Linked DNA regions of Homo sapiens: region 2 is linked to region 1. Evidence: chromatin contacts called from ENCODE Hi-C or POLR2A ChIA-PET data. All regions are on one chromosome and are shown on one strand. The core of a region is the stretch at or near the end of the contact, and the rest is flanking DNA. Distances in the headings are between cores, read along the strand shown.

Region 1 (2,700 bases), core at 3-2,502:
AGTAATACCTTTATAAGTCAAATTAGATTTTTAGAAAACTGCTTTAGGAAATTAGGCATGCTAAGATAATTCTTGGCATTTAAATCACATAATTAAGGGAATAGAAAATGGTTTGTGTTAGGAAATAGATCTTTGACTACATTTTTGCATGACTTTCTGATGTACTAAGTACATTTTAGTGGTCAATGTTCTCTACATTAAATGGCTTTTGTTTTGGTAAACCCATATGTTTGGAGTATTAATGGTTGTATTTCTAATTTGTTACCCTGGCCCAAATGATGAAGTAATAGAATGTTGCATATTTCCTTCCACTTAACATTTAATTTGTGTTAATGAAACCAAATGTCACTTTTAACTCTGGAACTTCTAAAATGAACTACACCGGGAAGCCCTCTGTATTCTTTGTGGTTTCCCATGTTCCATGAGCCAGCAACCGGGTGTTCACTTGCAGTGACTCTGGTTTACTCAGCCCCTGGGGATGCATTACTGCTCGGAAATGGGAAGGGAGAGTAGCAGGTGGTGCGTAATTGAGAGCTGTGTTTGATTGGGACTGACCTGGTGCCCCTTTCCTCTGCCGGTTTGAATGAGAGTTTAAAGGAGGAACTGCTGCTGCTAAGAACAAAATGAACCCGAGTGCCTCTTACTGTTTGTCCCGACTGTCAGTGCATAGGGATTAACTAACATCCAGGAACTTTTAGCTGGCCTCTGCTTTGTTCTTCAACATTCGGACCTTCAGTGAGCTCTAGACCTGCACAAACGACCTGCAGCAAATGGCAGCTTTCATTTGGGCTGAGGAAGAGGAATATTGGAGAGAATGAGGAGAAGGAAATAAATATCTTTCCTTTTTGGCCCTTCCTGCTTTATCTTTCTCCATCTTTATGCCTTTATTAATGAGGATTTTCCAAATATCGGTCTTCAAAAATGCCATAAGAAGACTTCATTTTCTGTGGTTTTAATGTCATAAAATATCTCCTTATGTGAAATAACTAGATATGCTGGATCAAGCATAACAAACATCCCTTTAGGACATTGCTGAATCTGTATTTAAAACATAAGGGAAGAACTGAGGGAACAGATGGAAAAAGGAACTGGAAATGGAAGTGAATTGACTGCTGCAGCTGCCCTCTGGGCTCCTGCAGATCTTGGTAATCAAAAGGATTGGGGTTCAACTGCCTTGTGGGAGACAGGAGACAGGGTCTTGGGTCCATTTAAGTTAGAGATACCATAGTAACGTGAGACACTCAAAGGACTGTGGTCTCAGTAGAGAGGTGACAAATACGTCTTGACCTGTTCTTGCCTGAGGAAAACGTTTCTAAGAATTCTTAACCACAGGCCCTCCCTCATAGATTTTCAGTTTCAATTTATACTCTGTGTGGTCTGGCAATTTCCAAGCTGTGAAACTTATTTAAAACAGTCTGATGGTACTCACATAAATCACCAAGTTAAAAAAATACAAAATAGAATAAAAAATATGAGCATGGAAAATAAATACTATCAAAAGGGCTCAGATTGATTTAAAAAGGAAACACAGACAATTCTTTAAGACTGAATGGACTAAAGAACTCATTCATGTAACCAAAAACCATTTCTGCCACAAAAACTATTGAAATTAAAAAAAGAATGACTTAAATAAGAATGGATCTTATACTCCAAAAAGAAAGAAAGAAAAGAAAACAACAACAACAAAGCAGGATATGGGTTAAACAAGAATAGAGGAAATAACTGAAATGCAAGATAATACCTGAAGAAATTACCTAGAATGCAGCACAGGGTGGCAATGTCAGGCCTTCAGTGTTTCTTCTCTGGATTTTTGAAACAGCTTTCTAACTGGTATTCCTGACACTGTTCTTATGTGCATCCAGACTATTAGCCTTGGATCCCAGCTCCTGTGATCACATTTTCAAACCTTCACCCTCCATTTTCCACTAATCTTTTATAGACAATAGCTAATCTTTTACTCAATAGCTACCCCCAGGAAATCCTCCCTGATCCTAAAACTGCATTTGTTCGTTAGGTGCTCCTGGCCTGTGTTCCCATTGTACCTAGATCATAACCCAGTTATAATCTTATTACATTGTTATCATTAATGCTTTTTAAAAAGTTTTACTATTCATCACTAGAGTGTAAATTGTTTGTAGACTAGCAAAGCTCTGTTAACAATTATAGCCCTAATGTCTACCACTTTGTACAATTAGTACTTTGTAAGCACTCAGTAATTGTTCATTGAATGTAAGAATGAATGGTGTATGTGAAAGGTGAAGCTATATAGGTCTAATGATGCTTAGATCCTAGGAAAGGGCCTATGGTTCATGTTTCTGACAGGAGATTATTTAGGTAGTTCATTTAGCCATTTCACATGACCAATGTGTTAATGTCTGAATTTAATCTACTCGTTCTGTGCTGTCTTAAAAGTCAAACTTTTCAGTAAAACGAAACCAAACAAAAAATACACCCCTAGCAGTTTGTATTTCAGCTCCCCACCCCCACCAGACAACTTTTTTTAAACATTTTATGTTGGTAGGTACATAGTAGGTCTATATATTAAGGGTATATGAGATATTTGTTGCAGGCATACAATGTATAATAATCATATCAGGGTAAATGGGGTATCCATCACCCCAAGCATTTATCATTTCTTTGTGTTACAGATATTCCCATTATACTCTTCTAGTTATTTTTAAATGTACAATAAATTGTTGG
Region 2 (2,700 bases), core at 7-2,506, 250 kb after region 1:
AAGGCTGTAAGTGTGTCAGAATCTAATAGTTCCATACCCCAGAGCAGCTAACCCACTTCTTCCTCCTGTGTTTTGGTGATTTAGAAGCCATCAAAATGCTTATTCCCTTTGCTGGGGTTCAGAAGCTGATGCCCCGAACTATGGTGCTTTGACATGCTGAACCGAGGAAGGAGCCTTGAGACCTCTCGGATCCCCCTTTCCCCACTTCTCCGTCTGCCCCAAAGCACAGGATAAAATTGTTCTCTGAAGTTCCCTTATCTGCCTAAAGTCCAGACCTGCTGAAGAAGAAAACAATTACTTCTGGTCACTTTCCTGAGTTTTCATTAACTGAACACATGTCTCAGAAAGAAAGATTCCAAGTCCATCAACACACTTTTATAGACTTGTCACAAACCATTGTCTGTTCTGCGGGCCCACGAGACATTGTCCCAGGCCATTGTATGTTCCTCGAGTCCATGGCATTCTCCTAAAAATGGTTTACTAACCCCCTAAAATAAGCCTCACTTCCCCATCTCCCTTTCTCCTCAGAAGGGTATATAACCATTAACCATCTGTACCTCATTGCGTGGTGGAGTAATCACTGTGTGATCCGCCTGCCTCCGTACACATTTATAAATGTGTATATGCCTCTTCTCCTGTTAACCTTCCTTTTGTTAGATGTGGCTTCTCATTCGGGAGGGGGTGTAGCTTTCAGGAAACCTGCAGAAGGTGAAGGGGAGGAGTTTTCCCTTGGCCTCTACACTTTCATAATGCTCAAAAAGTTTCTGATTGTGGTTTCAAATTATTTCCTGTGTTGGAGGAAGGTTGAACTTGTTTTTCTTTTTGCCTACTTTCTGGTTTTCAAGCTCAGCAACTTCATTAACTTTTCTAGCTCCTGAGAGACCACTCTGTGCAGTGAAGCAGGCTCTTCTGCCCTGAGGAAGGGGTTCATTCTTTCCCAGGGACCCTCTCCCTGGAGCTGCCTTGAGGCCAGAACACCTCCACACTGGCACCAAGTGTTTAGAGAGCCCTATTGTCAGCTGCCCCGGGATGTCATTTTTTCCTTCATGGTGAGGGTTAGTTGGCCATATACTCCCTCGCTTTCTTTTTTCCATTAAGAAAAATTCACGCCAACAAACTCAACTTTCTCAGGGTGGTCCTTGCATTTATGGTAAATATTGAAGGCTGATTTAGGACGAGGAAAGTGAACTATTCAGATCAGCTGCCCCTCCACGATAACTGCTTGACTTGCTCACCTAATCGCAGGTGCAACTGAGACAGAAGGATAACCATGTATTGTTCTTCAAAGGAGTGACCTCATCCATGGAGGAGTCACCTAGTAAATGCAAAATGCTGAGCAAGCAGATCCGATGCAGCTTCTCATTTGGGAGGGGGTGAACTGAAGAGAGAGACGTGAACAGGAAAAGCAATGGAAGCATCCTCATCCCTTGGCCATGGCAGTTATGGAAGGGTTCCAATACCCTCAGCTTCCCAGGACCATCCAGCAATAGTATTTATTGTCTTCATCTATGGTAAACACTTTCTGATAGGCCAAAATTGCACTGTCTCGTCTGATTTACAGAACCAGCTATCTCAAATGTGTAGTAATTGGAAAAAGTGGATGATGATGGTTTCAGTTTTCTTTTTCTTTCTTTCTTTCCTTTTTTTTTTTTTTTTTTTTTTTTTTTTTGAGACAGAGTCTCGCTTCTTCGCCCAGGCTGGAGTGCAGTGGCACAATCTCGGCTCACTGCAACCTCCTCCTCCCGGGTTCAAGCAATTCTCCTGCCTCAGCCTCCCCAGTAGCTGGGATTACAGGCATGTGTCACCACGCCCGGCTAATTTTTGTATTTTTAATAGAGACGAGGTTTCACCCTGTTGGTCAGGCTGGTCTCAAACTCGTGACCTCCAGTGATCCACCTGCTTCAGCCTCCCAAAGTGCTGGGATTACAGGCATGAGCCACCGTGCCTGGCTGGTTTCAGTTTTCATACAGCTTATTTTAGCACTTTGACACATCTTGCACTGTTACTTAATCTTATAATGTTATTTAATTGCTTTATGAGTGCCTAATTTAGCTTTTCAGCTAAACTGTAATCTTCTTAAGATCAGTATATGTGTGTCTATAAAATACATACCAGCATGACACTTTCAAAAATAAGATGGTTGATAAAATAATGGATAAAATGGATTCCTCCCCTCTTCCTTCTCTTCTTCCCTCCCTCCTTCCTCTCCCTTTTGTAGCACCTCCTGTCTCTTAGGCTGCTGATTTAATATTAGAAATGAGAACAGAAATGGCTAGGGTGGCATCTAGAACCATTATAAAATTCAAGGGCAGAATAGAATTTTGTAGACTTGATGATTTTTTGGAAATTTATTTTCTGGACATACTTCTTATCTATACAGGCTCCAGCCCATCTATTTCTTCCTTTCCGTGTGATCCATCCTTTTGTGGTTGATTGTCTCAGCAAGTAGAACTTCAAGTCAGAGTCCTGGGTTTTGGACTCATGATCTGGTTGGCTTTGCCACATAGATAGCTTTCACAACAGAGACTCACAACAGAGTGTGGCAGACCAGTGGGAGTCCACTACTACCCCTGGGCCTGCAGCTGAGAGCACATGCCCTGATGGGTTGTGGGTGATTGTCCTGCCTCTTTCAGCCTGTTTCCTCATCTGTAAAAGGGGAATAAATTATGGGCTCATGACGAGAACTCGATGAGAAAATGC

The links. Hi-C counts contacts between places; a loop is a spot of excess contacts on that map. ChIA-PET counts read pairs that join two places held with the same protein, here RNA polymerase II (POLR2A). Pooled maps may share reads with other maps.
Region 2: a loop to region 1 is called in a map of naive thymus-derived CD4-positive, alpha-beta T cell, with 6 times the contacts of the local background. The contact joins two enhancer-like sites. A Hi-C loop is called at or near these places in 1 of 168 maps with a recorded cell type or tissue (naive thymus-derived CD4-positive, alpha-beta T cell) and 10 of 50 pooled maps. POLR2A ChIA-PET finds 5 or more read pairs at or near these places in 8 of 52 experiments (A673, Panc1, activated CD4-positive, alpha-beta T cell and 4 more).

Annotation. Positions count from the first base shown.
Region 1 is chr5:80,754,584-80,757,283 of GRCh38, forward strand. The region is part of intron 12 of MSH3 (mutS homolog 3); the gene reads left to right. Among named protein-coding and RNA genes, the nearest start is that of DHFR, 100 kb to the left of the region's middle. Within about 2 kb of position 1,253, at least 4 of the 41 ENCODE cell types and tissues checked have a DNase peak (open chromatin) inside an H3K27ac peak, as active enhancers do.
Region 2 is chr5:81,006,500-81,009,199 of GRCh38, forward strand. The region is part of intron 1 of RASGRF2 (Ras protein specific guanine nucleotide releasing factor 2); the gene reads left to right. Among named protein-coding and RNA genes, the nearest start is that of RASGRF2-AS1, 47 kb to the left of the region's middle. Within about 2 kb of position 1,257, at least 3 of the 41 ENCODE cell types and tissues checked have a DNase peak (open chromatin) inside an H3K27ac peak, as active enhancers do.